Regions from separate parts of the Homo sapiens genome. Here region 2 is linked to region 1. The links are chromatin contacts, found by Hi-C or POLR2A ChIA-PET in ENCODE. All regions are on one chromosome and are shown on one strand. Each heading gives the region's core, a stretch centred on a gene start or an enhancer-like site at or near the end of the contact. The rest is flanking DNA. Distances are from core to core; before and after follow the strand shown. Region 1 overlaps KIAA2013. Region 2 overlaps VPS13D (vacuolar protein sorting 13 homolog D).

Region 1 (7,503 bases), core at 2,209-4,708:
AAGCTGGAAATCCAGGTGTGAATTGATGGTCTTCTGGCTTTCCAGGGCAGCCCTCCCCTCCTCCCGCATCATAAATCTCAGCATTTAAAAATAACTGCAAGCTGGGTGTGGTGGCTTGTGCCTGTAGTCCCAGCTACTTGGGAGGCTGAGATGGGAGAATCCCTTGAGCCCAGGAGTTTGAGGCTGCAGTGAACTATGATTGTGTCATTGCACTCTAGCTGGGGCAACAGAGCAAGACCCTGTCTCAAAAAAGCAAAAAACAAAAAAGCAAATAAAAGTAAAAAAAAAAAAAAAAAAAAAATTAGAGGCAGGGCCTGGTGGCTCATGCCTATAATCTCAACACTTTGGGAGGCCGAGGTGGGAGGATCCTTCGAGCCCAGTAGTTTGAGACCAGCCTGGGCAGGATAACGAGGACTTGTCTCTACAAAAAATTTAAAAATCAGCCAGGCGTGATGGTGCACGCTTGTAGTCCCAGCTACTTAGGAGGCTGAGGTGGGAGGATCACTTGAGCCCAGGAGTTTGAGACTGCAGTGAGCTGTGATTACACCATTGCACTCCATCCCAGGTGACAGAGTGAGACCCTGTCTAAAAATAATAATAATGAGGCTGGGTGCAGTGGCTCATGCCTATAATCCCAGTACTTTGGGAGGCTGAGGCGGGCAGATCACCTGAGGTCAGGAGTTCAAGACCAGCCTGGCCAACACGGTGAAACCCCATCTGTACTAAAAATACAAAAATTAGCTGGGCATGGTGGTGCATGCCTGTAATTCCAGCTACTCGGGAGGCTGAGGCAGGAGAATTGCTTGAACCCGGGAGACGGAGGTTGCAGTGACCCGAGATCATGCCAGTGCACTCCAGCCTGGGTGACAGAGTGAGACTCTGTCTCAAAAAAATAAAAAATAAATAATAAATAATAATAATAATAAAATAAAAATAACTGCAACAAGCCCCTAGATTGACTTGAAGCCTCTGTCTGAACTGCTGGCGGGATCCCCAGCTTCCCCCCATGTGCCTGTTCATGGCATGCAGAGGTCAGCCCCTTGCTCCAGGCCTCGGACCAGAGTGGCCATCTCGTTAGCATAGGACACAGGACAGAAGCATTGCCCTCAAGTTTCCTGAGACATGTTTGCCCCTGGAAGCGGTGATTTTGGCCATCATTGCTGCAAGACTGTCATCGGGGCAGCATCTTAGCATCAGCATTGCTGTCGCGGGGTGAGGCTGCCTACTGTGCCCTGCCGCCCGGCCTTCTGTGCTTCCTCAGGAGAAAGACCAGCAGGGATTCCAGGGGGAGGCCTTTGTTAGCAGTTGTAGAAGAAAATGTTTCCCAAAGAGCTGAGCTGTTTCCCTTTCTCTTCTCTCCTCCTGTATCCCGTCTCCTCCCCTCTACTCTTCCTCCCCTCCCCTCCCTTCTCTTCTTTTCTCCTTTATCTTCTCTTTTTAAACTGTAGTGACAGTAGAGAGGTATATTAGGCTCTGCGTCTGTGCCCCCAAGTAGTCAGAGAGCCCAGATCCCACCCTGGAGAAATGGGAAGTGTCCCATCACATCCACAGGGATGCCTGCGGCTTCTAGTTTCTGGCCCAAGACCAGGACTTGGAAAAGGAAGCAGAACTTGACCTGAAAGAGCAGAAGAGTGGGAGACAGGGCTGAGTTCCTCAAGTTCGAAGAAAAATCAAAAGTCAGATCAAAAAGGACTGCACAGAGGCCTTCCTTGTGAGCCGCCTCTGAACTAGCTGCACTAGGACAGGTGCCAAATGTGCATCGTGTGGGTTTTGCCGTCTGTTTGGCAGGCGGCTGCTTTTCCCTGCTGCTTGGTGGCTTCTCTGCCCTCGCTCTTGAGTGCACCTTCGGTTCCTCCCACAGTTGGGCAAATGAGCCAAACTACCTTCATGGGGTACTGACCGATCTCTCCTTGACTTAGGCTCAAGCTGGGCCATGCCAGAGTGGAGCCAGTGAACACTCAGCTCCAGAAGGGCCCAGGCCACTGAGTCCGTGGTAATTCTGCAAGGCTGGGTCAGAGCCAGGGTGTGGTGCCACTAGGGTTGTCTCCGTAGCCTATTTCTATAGCTGGCCACTGGGGTTGGCAGTGAACAGTAATCACACTTGTTTTGTGAATTGAACAGGAAGATCCCAGTGTCTGAGTGAACTAACAGTCCTGCTTTCAGCCACCATTTGCACAAGACACCCAGCACTGAAAGTCCCGCTGCCAGGAGCAAGGGATCCTTTGGAAGCACCCGCCCTTTGTGCCTTGTTGGGGGAAACCGGTGACGCAGAAGTGAGTGTGGATACACCAGAGTTTGCATTGGAAGGAATGAGTGTCACGTGGGGAGGGAAGGGGCCAGTGGACCTTTTGTAAGCTTTCCACTCAATAAAATGAACCTGTATGGCAAATACTTGAAATGGAACTCACTCCTTCCACTTTCCCCCTTTCTTCTGTCCCAGGAAATAGATCATCTTTTGAAAAGACTCTTGTCTAGGAAAAGTTGTGTCCTTTTCCTAATTTAACGTGTTCTTTCTTAATGAAGTTTTAATTTATTTTTGTTGAGATTTTGCTAGATGGCTTTTGCATCCCCTGTAGATGGTGAGTGTTGGCGGTGATGTCCATCTCGGCGTTCGGAGGCCCCACGGTCCCGAGGCTGGGCCGGGGCCCCCCAGGGTGGCTGTGCTGCTGCCTGTAGGAGGGTGCGGGTTGTGCTGTCATCCTCGGGTTTGCACGCCCTTTTTTAGGAGCCTGTGGACATCTGTGGTTTTGTACTTTGGGGCTTCAGGGGAGGTGTTTAACTTTCTAGTGATTGATGATTGTCAGGTTTTGAAATACCAAAGCTTTTTTGTTCTGTTTTTAAATAAATATCTTTCAAACTTTCACGACCGGTTTGTGTGTGGTTGAAACCTGGAGACATGCACCACGTCTGCCCTCAGCACTAGATCTGTCAGAAGCAGGACACCCACCCGGCCCTGCTGTCACAATGCTATTCCTTTCTGGTATGTTCTACCTCTCTTCAAAGGAGTCTGCCCAGAAGATGTGTTGTTTGCCACCTTTCTGCTCGCCAGGGGGTTGCTGAGTGGCCCTGCTGAGTGGGTTGCTTCTGGCATTACCCTAGCTCCTTCCCTGCTAAGATGCCCTCTCCCCCACCTGCCCTAAAGAGCCAGGGTTCTCCTGCCCTGGGTTTTGCTGGCTATAGGACGTCAGCAAGACAAACCCTGAGTGGTTCTTCTCCAGGTTGTCTGCTGAAGCCACCATCAGATGCCTCCCCTCTGTGGGGAGGAGAAGGGTCCACTCTGGGGACCAAAAAGGGGCCGAGCCGGGCATGGCAGTCCACCTGCGGGGCTGTCCTCAGCGTCTTGGCGTTTAGACTTTCTCTGCGTTCCCAGACAGCATTTTAAGCAGCATGACTCACCGGGAAGCCTGGTCTGCCTGCAAAGCAGCCAAATGTCTGGCCCACAGCCGATGGTTATGAGAGTAAACTCAAGCTCTGCTTTTAGTGGCACTGGTCACCCACTTACTTCTGTCCATGCAGCACCTTCTCCCCTGGCTCATGCAGAGCTCTGACATGTGATCTTCCAGCCGTGGGCCACGGGCTGGTTCACCTATTACAGAGTGGGAACCTCCTGGGGTGCAATTGGTGTCATTTACAGTGTGACATTAAACGGAAAGCTGTTAGACCACAACAACTGCAGCTCCCATTCCTTCTTGAACTTGGAACTGGGCATGTTGTAGGCTCCCATAAATGTAAAACAAGACCGGGCGTGGTGGCTCACGCCTGTAATCCCAACACTTTGGGAGGCTGAGGTGAGCAGATCACCAGAGGGCGGGAGTTCAAGACCAGCCTGACCAAGATGGAGAAACCCCATCTCCACTAAAAATACAAAATTATCCAGGCGTGGTGGTGCATGCCTGTAATCCCAGCTACTCGGGAGGGTGAGGCAGGAGAATCACTTGAACCTGGAAGGCGGAGGTTGTGGTGAGCCGAGATCGCGCCATTGCACTCCAGCCTGGGCAACAAGAGCGAAACTCCATCTCAAAAAAACAAACCTTTGTATGTGGTGCCTGAGAAATACCTATCGAATGATTAGAATGTCAATAAACTGAGGTTTGTAAAGTACAGCTCTCATTAAGTGCTCACCATACGTGTTAGATATTTCACATCAACATGGCCTTTTGGGATGAAGAGGTTGCTGGGGGTTAAGATCCCAGTTTGAGAGATGTGGAACCTGGACCTCACACAGTGAATCATTTGTCCAAGGCCACGCGACCATGGAGTGACTGGAGTGCAAACTCTGCCTCGATGCCGGTGCAGGCTTGCTTGGATCCCCACACTGCCATTTCTCCCCATGGTGTGCGTCTGATGGCTTCTGTGGCATGGCTCAGTGTCCACAGGGCTTCCAGCTGGCCACCATGGTAGAGAGGAGATGCTGGTGGTCCATGGTGGAGCGGGCCAAGCAGTAACCCTGGTGGGTCCCATCTGCACGGTCCAGTGGAGGCTGTGGCTGCACAGAGAGCCTTTTTCTTTTTTTTCTTTTTGAGACAGGGTCTCGCTGTCACCCAGGCTGGAGTGAAGTGGCACGATCTCGGCTCACTGCAAGCTCCACCTCCCAGGTTCATGCCATTCGCCTGCCTCAGCCTCCTGAGTAGCTGGGACTGCAGGCGCCCGCCACCACGCCTGGCTAATTTTCTGTATTTTTAGTAGAGACGGGGTTTCACCATGTTAGCCAGGATGGTCTTGATCTCCTGACCTCGTGATCTGCCCGCCTCGGCCTCCCAAAGTGCTGGGATTACAGGAGTGAGCCACCGCGCCCGGCCACAGAGAGCCTTTTTCAAATTGCTTTTTCAGGGCCTGAAATCTGGTGTGGAAAATTTAATTGCATACTATCTGAAGCTTCCCAACAGCCGAGACATTGGTTTGGAAATGTGTTCACTCCCTGAAAATCCACCTGCACCTCATACCTCTGTCCCATCTCACATCCTCTCAACCACCTCTTTTTTTTTTTTTTTTTTTTTTTTTTTTTTTTGAGACGGGGTCTCATTCTGTTGTCCAGGCTGGAGGGCCGTATGGCAGTCTCAGCTCACTGCAACCTCCTCCTCCCAGGTTCAAGCGATTCTCCTGCTTCACTCAGCCTCCTGAGCAGCTGGGATTACAGGCGTGTGCCACCACACCTGGCTAATTTTTGTATTTTTGGAAGAGACGGGGTTTTACCATGTTGGCCAGGCTGGTCTTGAACTCCTGACCTCAGGTGATCCACCCACCTCTGCCTCCCAAAGTGCTGGGATTACAGACTTGAGCCATCGCACCCGGCCTCTCTCAGCCACCTTGACTCCTGCCATTGTGGCGACAGCCAGCTCTGCATGGGTCTGAGTGTCCTGGCAGCACCCAACATCAGCCTCTGTCATCTTTAGGAAGCTGCGAGGCACTCAGGCATATGTAGCCTTGAAGCATGTGAATGACAACACCGTTTGGGGCCACCCTTCACCCGTGGGACATGGAGCCAGTAGACACAAGCTCTCCTCTTCTGTCACTGGCGTGGACAATTCGGAGGCACATTTTATTCGGCTCCTCAGAAGGTGCTACGGTTTGGATATGGTTTGTTGACATTTGGCCCTCAGTGTGGCAGTGTTGGGAGGTGGGGCTTTGTGGGAGGTGTTTGGGTCACGAGAGTGGATCCCTCATGGATGGCTTGGTGCCTTCTCTCAGGAGTGAGTGAGTTCTTCCTCTTGTGGGAATGGATTAGTTCCCGAGAGAGCAGGTTGTTATAAAACCAGGAAGCCCCTTGGGTTTTGCTTCTTTACACGTGTCTGCTTCCCCTTCAACCTTCTCCACCATGCTACGAGGCCAGGCAGATGCTGGCACCATGCCCTCGAACTTCTCAGCATGCAGAGCCGTAAGGTAAATAAACCTCTTTTCTTGACTGGGCATGGTGGTTCACGCCTGTAATCCCAGCACTTTGGGAGGCCAAGGCGGGTGGATCACGAGGTCAGGAGATCGAGACCACCCTGGCCAACATGGTGAAACCCTGTCTCTACTAAAAATACAAAAATTGGCCGGGCGTGGTAGCTCATGCCTGTAATCCCAGTACTTTGGGAGGCCAAGGCGGGCGGATCATGAGGTCAGGAGATCGAGACCATCCTGGCTAACACAGTGAAACCACATCTCTACTAAAAATACAAAAAAATTAGCCGGGCATGGTGGTGGGCACCTGTAGTCCCAGCTACTCGGGAGGCTGAGGCAGGAGAATGGCGTGAACCCGGGAGGCGGAGCTTGCAGTGAGCCAAGATTGCGCCACTGCACTCCAGCCTGGGCAACAGAGCAAGACTCCGTCTCAAAACAAAACAAAACAAAGCAAAAAAAACACACAAACATTAGCTGAGTATGGTGGCACATGCCCGTATCCCAGCTACACAGGAGACTGAGGCAGAAGAATCGCTTGAACCAAGGAGTCAAAGGTTGCAGTGAGCCAAGATCATGCCACTGCACTCCAGCCTGGCGACAGAGCGACACTCCGCCTCAAAAAAAAAAAAAAAAAAAAAACCTCTTTTCTTTATAAATTACCCAGCCCCAGGTATTCTGTTATAGCAACATGACATGGACTGAAACAGAAGGTCCCCACAAGATCAAGCCCCGGGTAGGAGACCCAGGCTAAGGCACTAACCAAGAGGCCTGTGGCTCCTCTGGACGATTTTTCCAGGAGGAAGTGGGATTCTCCGTGGCCACTGACATGGGCTGAATTGTGTCCCCTCCTCAAATTTCTACGTTGAAATTTTTTTTTTTTTTTTTTTTTTGAGAACTGTGGAGTGCACCCAGGCTGGAGTGCAGTGACGTGAACATGGCTCACCACAGCCTCAACCTCCTGGGCCCAGGCAATCCTCCTATCTCGGCTCCCCAAGTAGCTGGGACTGCAGGTGTGCACTACCACACCTGGCCAGTTTTTGTATTTTTTGTAGAGATGGGGCTTTGCCATGTTGCCCAGGCTGGTTTCAAGCTCCTGAGCTCAAGTATTCCACCTGCCTCAGCCTCCCAGAGTGCTGGGATGACACGTGTGAGCCATCATACCAGGCCCCTGTGTTGATGTCCTAACTTCCAATGTGATAGGATTAGGAGGTGGGGCTTTTAGGGGGGTTCTTAGGTCATGAGGGTAGAGTCCTCATGAATGGGATTAGGGCCCTTCTAAGGGGGCCCCACAGAGCTGCCTCACCCTCTTTCCGCCATATGAGAATGCAATGAGAAGACAGCAGTCTGCAACCGGAAAGAGGGGCCCCACTAGAACCCAACCATGCTGGCACTGTGATTTCGAACTTCAGTCTCTGGAACTGGGAGAAATCAATTTCTGCTGTTTTGAAGCTGCCCGGTCTACGGTATATTGTTAGAGCAGCCGGAACACACCAATACGGGCATATCCTTCCAGCGGAGAAATGGAACTCTTCTCTGGTGATAACAAACCAAGAATACAGAGAGTCATAGGACCGTGGATGCTTCTTTTTTTTTTTTTTAGACAAGGTCTCGCTCTGTCGC
Region 2 (7,503 bases), core at 3,107-5,606, 540 kb before region 1:
GGAGAGTCATAAGTAACATGCAAACATTGTTAACAAAAGGGGCCTTTCCTTAAGAAAACCCATTTCCATTTCACATCTAAGAGGTCATTCACGAGAAGTGTCTTAACAGATTTTGGGTGGTGTTTTGGGGCTATTTTTACTGAAAAAGTCAAATATGCCCACCATAAATCTTTTCTGTGAAATCAACCAAAAACTTTCTTTTTCAAAAGTTCTCAGAGCAAATGGAATTTACATCTACGTGCACAATCCGAGGGTCCCGGGATTCCAGAACATTATCAGTCCTGATGGCTGTATTCTTAAACACTGATCTATCATTATCCTTCAAATTCCCCTTCCTCCTTATCTAACTTAAATAACGAGATAAGCTCCAACACTCCTGAGCTTTGCTAAATTAGTTTAAATATTTCAAGTTCTGCCAACTCCTACTTCTCTCCCCACTTTTGGGTCTTGACTTAAAAGGTGAAGAAATATTTTAGAGGAAACCTCAGGGCCCAGCTTCATAAATCTTCATCTGCTACTTACCTAAAATGTCATGCACCCCAGTCTGCAACAGATGGTATTTGGAGAAACAAACAAGCAAATACATAGTGCAGAGGCAGACATTCCTTTCTTCTCAAAGGTATTTTTGCCTTCTTTTGTGAAATGGCTGCTCCCGGGTCTCTGCAACTTTCTACTAAGTATCTTTTCAAACACTACCATCAAAGGCCGTCACATTTACACAGTGGACTGGGCACTCTCACATGGCTTGGCACCTTGCTTGGGCCTGGTCTGTTTGAAGGGTAGCAGGCTCTTCACATAGCTTCAGTGGCACCTCAAGTGTGGCTGCATCTGTGCCATTTTCATAAACTTTACTTGGGAACAGACAAAGTGTGGCCCAATACACGTAGGCCAGAAGATGCAACCTGAGCCAGCAGAACGTTGCCTTGGAAAAGGTTTCTTATTTCAGTTCCAAACCACACATACTTGTACAGTGAACAAATGCAGTGGGGGATATTGGTCCACAACACTCATGTTGAGGCCAAAGGCTCTGCAGTCCTCCGCCCTCTTCTCTCCCCACCCCCACCTGCCTTCCTGAGAACTATTGGGTTGCCTGGAAATTTCAGAGGAAAGTTAGGTGGCTGTCGCTTGGAATGCCAGCGCACTCCAACAAGGAGAGGAACTTGGAAGTATTTTAATCTAAAAGAACATAAGGAGGGGGGGTTCCCTATAAATAAAATCATGTTCAAATAAACACAAAAAAGAGCCAATGTTTCCTGTAAGGCCACTTTTCAGATGGATTACTGGAAGGAGTACTCTTTCACAGTTTTATGGCTTACTTTCCTATCATCTGCTTAAAATTTGGGTCTTTTAAAACATAGATGCTAAGATCTAAGCCTTTACTTGGATGAAATATTACAAAGGAAGCAGAAAGTCTCATTCCAATTGCAGGCTCAGAGGCAGAACTCTTGGACTCTTGGGTTCTATTCCTGGCTTGGTCCCTGGGCTCAGGTCAACCCTCGGTCAGAATCTCACTTCTAATCCCTTCAAATCATTTGTTAGTCCCTGTTGTCTAAACAGTGGGGAAAAACCCTGAGTAACACCCCTGGATCCTGTTCAATCAACCGGGATGGTTGGAGATGGTTATAACTCACTTCCAAGAAACCAGGGTGATTTATCCCTCGGTGATAGTGTTAGAGCCAGTATGTTCCTAAGAGATACAGTGTCATCAGAACAAACTGGCACTGAAACATTTCTCCACCTGCAAGGATCTCTGCGCTCCTTTAATAGGACTTTAAAATAATATCACCCAGCATTTTTATAGTTCTTTATAGCTTCCACATTAAAATAACTCTGGTTGGGCTTCAAACCCCTGAGAAGCAGAATAAACAGAGAGATAAATTTATCCCCACTTTATAGATGAAAAAACTAAAACTGAGTCTTACATAGATGTCTTGACTTGACCCAGGGCCCAAAGCTAATAAGTAAGGTGGCTGGGACTCTGGCCTGTTGTTTTCCAGATCAAGTGTTCTCTTTCCTTGTTTGACAGGGTCTCACTGTTGCCCAGGCTGGAGTGCAGGGGCACAATCATAGCTCACTGCAGCCTCAACCTTCCAGGCTTCAGCAATCTTCCCACCTCAGCCTCCCAAGTAGCAAGGACCAGAGGTGCACACCACCCGCCACCATATCCAGGTTTGTTTTTTTTTTTGTAAGAGATGGGGGCATTGTGTTGCCCAGGCTGGTCTCAAACTCCTGGGCTCAAGCAATCCTCCCACCTTGGCCTCCCAAAATGCTGGATTACAGGTGTGAGCCACCATGCCCAGCCCAAGTGCTCTCTTCTAACGCATAGCTCCTCATGAATACTTCTGGACCTGGACAAATGGACTGAGGGACATTGGTGAAACGGCTGCTATGTATCCCTTCAGAAGAATCTGTAATTTTAGCTTTTTCTGCACAATAAAGGACACTGATCCACTGATCCAAACATATACCCTACTTGCCTCTGCCCCACTTGCCTCTGGTAACTTCTGCCATGACTCTCCCACTACTGGCACCTCCAGGAATAGAGAAGGGATGTGGAAGCTAATCCCCCTCCTTTGAGGATATATGAAGACCGGCTGTGCCTCAATGATCACGGTAGCTTTTGCTTCTAGGAGGAGTGAATGGTTAGGCAGATCGCTGTCTCATGAAACTTGCAGTTAAACTTTGTTGTTGTTGTTTTTTTTTTTCCTTTTTTTCTGCAGCCTACAAAGTTGGAACTTGCAGTTAAACTTCAATTAGGCTACCCAATTACTGTCTGCTTTGAGTCAAGCTGCACAACTTTTCTATATCCCGAGTGCCTCATCTACATGGAAATGTAAAACTTCATTGGGCTGAGATGAGGAGTGGCCAGTGCTGACTGTGAACGGCTCCCCAGTGCCTTCATGAGGGCATGGTCTCTGCTGCTGAGGTCCAGATAAGGCTAAGGTGGCAGGCCAGAGGAAACAGACAGACAAAAATGCAGTGTTGGTCAAGACCTGAATCATGTCAGTGTGCAGGTAATAGTAAAGTAAATCTTGAGTCAGCAGGGAAGAAACTATGTGGAATGCCATATCTTGACACTAACTGACTCTGAAACACGTACAAGAGAAATCCAATGAGCCCCCTCCTCGCAGACCCAGGCAGCAGGGTGCAATGCAGTGGTGCTGGGCACAGGGTCAAGACATAGGCTGGGTCTAAGTCTAGGTCTACCATTTCCCACCAGCTGTGTGGCTGTGGACAAGCTCCATGACTTCTCTGGACTGTCTTGTCCTCATTTGTAAATCAACTATGAAGATTAAATGGGATTCCACACGTGGAGGCACAAAGACAATGCCTGGCACATAGATAAGTTCCTTCCTTTTGCTGTTGCACACACAGTAGTTCCCTTTTACCTGGAAGGTGATTCTCTCTTCTCTTCACCTGGCCAACTCCTACTTCATACTCCAGGCTTCACCTCAAAGATTACTTTCCTAGAAAAGCCTGTCTCAACTCCCCTGATCACTAGGTTAGCCACCCTCCTTCTCCCCATCACCTTCTCTGATCATAGTCTCACGGCACCCTCTAAGTGTCCTCGATGTCATTTGTCACAATTTCAGCAAATAAGTGTTTATATAATTTTTTATGTTTGCTGCCCTGCTTGATTATAAGCTCTTTGAGACCAGAGACAGTTTTGGTTTCTGCTATTCCCAACCCTGAGTTCATAGGAAATTTTCAATCACTATTTACTGACAGGCAATGAATAAATGGCAGCTATGTACTGGCTGACAGAAAATCAAACTTCTGTGGCAATGTTGAACAACTAATAAAAATGACAAGAATGTCCCTCTCAAAGACATTCTTTCTGCAGTGACTGTGGCTACATTACTTGTGCTCCTAAAAAGAATGAAAAACCCCCATGAAGACTTGCAAGCTGACAATGTATAAAATTCAAGCCGTTTCTTTCTCGTCAACATTATTAAAACTTCACAGCACAAAATCATCTTTAAAAAATTTATCACATATACCTTGAACCCTTTTTAATCAACCAATCCCTTGGCTATTTTGACATTTTAAGAATACACATGCTTCTTTGGGAACTCTTAGGCGTCTTCAGCTTTACACTTCATTAAGTCTTATTATCTTAACAAATACTGGAGGTGGACTTCTTGGGCTTCGAGCAGAGATGGAAAAACTAACTGGAAATACTTTCGAAGCCTCCTCACTGCCTGCCCCTCCCCACAACTTCATAAATGCTTCAAAATATACTCAAGGATTGTTTTAGTTTTGTATCTGAGAATAGAATGTAACTTAACTAAAGTAAACCATACAGAGTTTACTCAGCTGCTTCCAGATGGAAGGCATTCTGGCACAGCACACTGCATGGCCCCAGTCCACAATCGGAGCATTTCCCCTACTGCAGTAATGTGTCTTCAGTAAGTTTTCCTGGTGACAGACAAATGGATTCACTTCAATTGGGGACAATTTCACTTCACATCCTATTTGAGGGAGTGATAGGGTGTGGATGTGGGCCAGGCCCTAGGCATTCTAAAAGGGCGTACTAATTCACTCAGGGAAAATCTATTATCCAAGCAGCAGCAAAATCCTTCTGGGCTTAAGTCGAGTCTAGCTTGGCTGGGCCCTTAACATTCATTATACCCTTTGTTGATAAGAATCCCCAATTAGTCACTCTGGAAAAGGGAGGCTAAAATAGGCCATTCAAGCAAACAGCTACGTTAAAGCAGTTGGGTTCTGTGGGGTTTGGAACCATATGGGCTGTCCCTGATTTCCAGTCTCAGCTGGTATCAAGGCCAGACAGCAATCCCACAGCAGAACTGCTGACCTGCTGGGGGGATGGGGGGTGGCACTTTTCTTTATGGGGTTGGGGCTGATACTTTCAAGCGGAAGGAAAATTAAGAAGGAACAGACCCACATGGTGAACAACAACAGTGGGGATTCTAGAACTATATCACGGGGTGTAGGAGTAAGAACCAGACTACAATCTGACAGTTTTCTTCATAGGCATGTGGGGATCCAGTTGGCTTGGTGAACAGAAGAAGCTTCTAACAGTTTAATCCTAATTCTGACCTCTCTAATGGAGAAAAATAACATAATATAGTTATACATACTTATATATAATATGCTATATATACATACATATATAAAATATATAGCATATATAAAATATGCTATATATATATTTATCTGAAAAAATTCATGCCAGGTTTCTGTACCTCATTTTCATCTTTTTATATTAGGCAGATCAGAAATTTCAGTTACAAGTATTTGAATTAAAAACCCTATAACTAAGAAAGTGCACAATTAAACACATCAGTATGGATTAGGAGAAGCAGCAGACCTAGGCTGGAAACTGCAAAAGCCATTCTTCCCACACCACTGACCTGGGGCCGCTGAGTGTGGCTGTGTCTCTCACCGCCTGGGCTGTTTCTGATGCAAAATCCAGGGCGCCTGCCACTGGCTTGGTTACAGTGCCAACAAGCCCTTTTCCAAGGCCAGATATGAAACCGCTGACACCCCCTTCTGTTTTCACACCTTCCACTGTCGAAGTTATAACACTGGTCAGTCCACCAATGATACCTAGTGAAAAAGACAAGGGCTGTTGTAACCTGACGAGGACAAAAGCAAAAGCATTTAAAGCCAAACCCCTTGATTATGGAATGATAACTTAAGGCCATTCTATTAATCTCTGTGCCAGAGAGGCCACAGACAGGCCAACTCACAGAAGAGGATCCTGCAGATTTGCCCATTAAGTCCAGAGTCAGAGGATATATGTTACATGTTAGTCAGAAGTAAAGTGTGCTCCAGTTCAAAAAAAAAAAAAAAAAAAAATCAGAGAAAAGCTGAGAGGTTAACAGTGGCCAATTTTTCGATCCCAGAGCTTGGGCAGCCTACGGACGATCAGGAGAGGATACAGATAGAGGATTAAATCAACAGGAGACTAGAAAATTGGGCCTTCGGGGAAAGTTTGAAGATGATGGCATCCTATGAAATATAAGGCAGAGGCTGGGCGCAGTGGCTCACGCCCATAATCCCAGCACTTTGGGAGGCTGCGGCGGGCAGATCACGAGGTCAAGAGATCGAGACCATCCTGGCCAACATGGTGAAACCCCATCTTTACTAAAAATACAAAAATTAGCTGGGCGTGGTGATGCGTGCCTGTAGTCCCAGCTACTCGGGAGGCTAAGGCAGGAGAATTGCTTGAACCCAGGAGGCAGAGGTTGCAGTGAGCCGAGATCGCAGCATTGCACTCCAGTCTGGCGACCGAGCGAGACTGTCTCAAAAAAAAAAAAAAAAAGAAAAGAAAAGAAAGATATCTAAGGCAGAGAGAGATAACTAAATGTAGTTGTTCCTTAGTATCCATGTGGGATTGATCCAGGATCCCCTGCAGATACCAAAATCCTAGGATGCTCAAGTCCCTTACATAATGTGCTGTAGGTGTTTGCATATAACCTACACACACCGTCCTGTATACGTTAAATCACCTCTAGATTATTTATTGTAGCTAATACGATGCCCACATATCACTTCATTTGTGTGGAGTCAATACAGTATTTGAAACGTGTGGCAAATTCAAATTTTGCTTTCTGGCACTTCGTGAAATCTTTTTTCCCCCCAAATATTTTCCATCCATGGTTGGCTGAATCTGTGGATATGGAGAGCTGATGGTATACATTTGCAATTTTCAAAGAACACTATGGGGGTGACTGGCCAACCCCACTGGATGCTTGAAATAAGGTAAAAGCTACTGCATGCTTTGATGAAATTCGGTATCGGCGATTATATAAAACCTTCATGAAGAGCACCCCAAAAAGCTGTGAAAGCTGGCTGGGACCCTCAATGGAGTCAGTTCAAAAGACCAATCCAGGTCAAAAAGGCATTCCAAACATTTTGCAAGTTGACAGCAATGGCTGAAAACACCTTAGAAGAGGCCAGAAGCTGGCAGAGGCTGAAGAGGTCACAGTCACTGAAGGGAAGAGGCAGCCCGTCTAGGGAGCATCTCCAGGACCTGTGCCAGGGACACTCACAGGATGTTTACCCTCTGACAGTGGGGTGTGAGGAAGCTCTCTAGACTCTTCAGCTCTAGTGAGACAAATTGGTAAAGGAAACTCCTTGGGTGAGAATGTACTAACAATTCACAACATTTCTTTTGGATTCTGGGTAAATTTGCTCCAGTGAGGCAATATCTCTTTCCCAAACTTTTTTTTTTTTTAGAAACAGGGTGTCCGTCTATCACCCAGGCAGGAGTGCAGTGGCATGATTACCGCTTGCTGCAGCCTTAAACTCCTGGGCTCAAGCGATTCTCCCTCTAGGTCTTCCAAAGTGCTGGGCTTACTGTCCTGAGCCACTGCACCCAGCCCTTTCCCAAACTTTTGAACAAAGTTTTTGGCAGAGCACACACAGAACAGGAATTCAGACTGGGACCTGAGAGACAGAACATGACTGAACCTGGGTCCAGCAAGGCCTGCAGAGAGAACTGAGCACAATTCCCATTTCTTACATCAAGGGGAT

What was found. Hi-C counts contacts between places; a loop is a spot of excess contacts on that map. ChIA-PET counts read pairs that join two places held with the same protein, here RNA polymerase II (POLR2A). Pooled maps may share reads with other maps.
Region 2: a loop to region 1 is called in a pooled map, with 2.7 times the contacts of the local background. The contact joins two enhancer-like sites. A Hi-C loop is called at or near these places in 2 of 50 pooled maps. POLR2A ChIA-PET finds 5 or more read pairs at or near these places in 5 of 52 experiments (activated CD4-positive, alpha-beta T cell, activated CD8-positive, alpha-beta T cell and activated naive CD4-positive, alpha-beta T cell).

What each region holds. Positions count from the first base shown.
Region 1 is chr1:11,914,951-11,922,453 of GRCh38, reverse strand. It overlaps KIAA2013, which reads left to right. Exons shown (of 3, transcript NM_138346.3): 3 at 2,122-2,863. The coding sequence ends at 2,139. Among named protein-coding and RNA genes, the nearest start is that of KIAA2013, 7.7 kb to the left of the region's middle. RefSeq lists a silencer at 5,336-5,491 and an enhancer at 7,365-7,424. Within about 2 kb of position 3,458, at least 12 of the 41 ENCODE cell types and tissues checked have a DNase peak (open chromatin) inside an H3K27ac peak, as active enhancers do.
Region 2 is chr1:12,458,269-12,465,771 of GRCh38, reverse strand. It overlaps VPS13D (vacuolar protein sorting 13 homolog D), which reads right to left. Exons shown (of 70, transcript NM_015378.4): 67 at 5,376-5,571. Among named protein-coding and RNA genes, the nearest start is that of SNORA59A, 45 kb to the left of the region's middle. Within about 2 kb of position 4,356, at least 20 of the 41 ENCODE cell types and tissues checked have a DNase peak (open chromatin) inside an H3K27ac peak, as active enhancers do.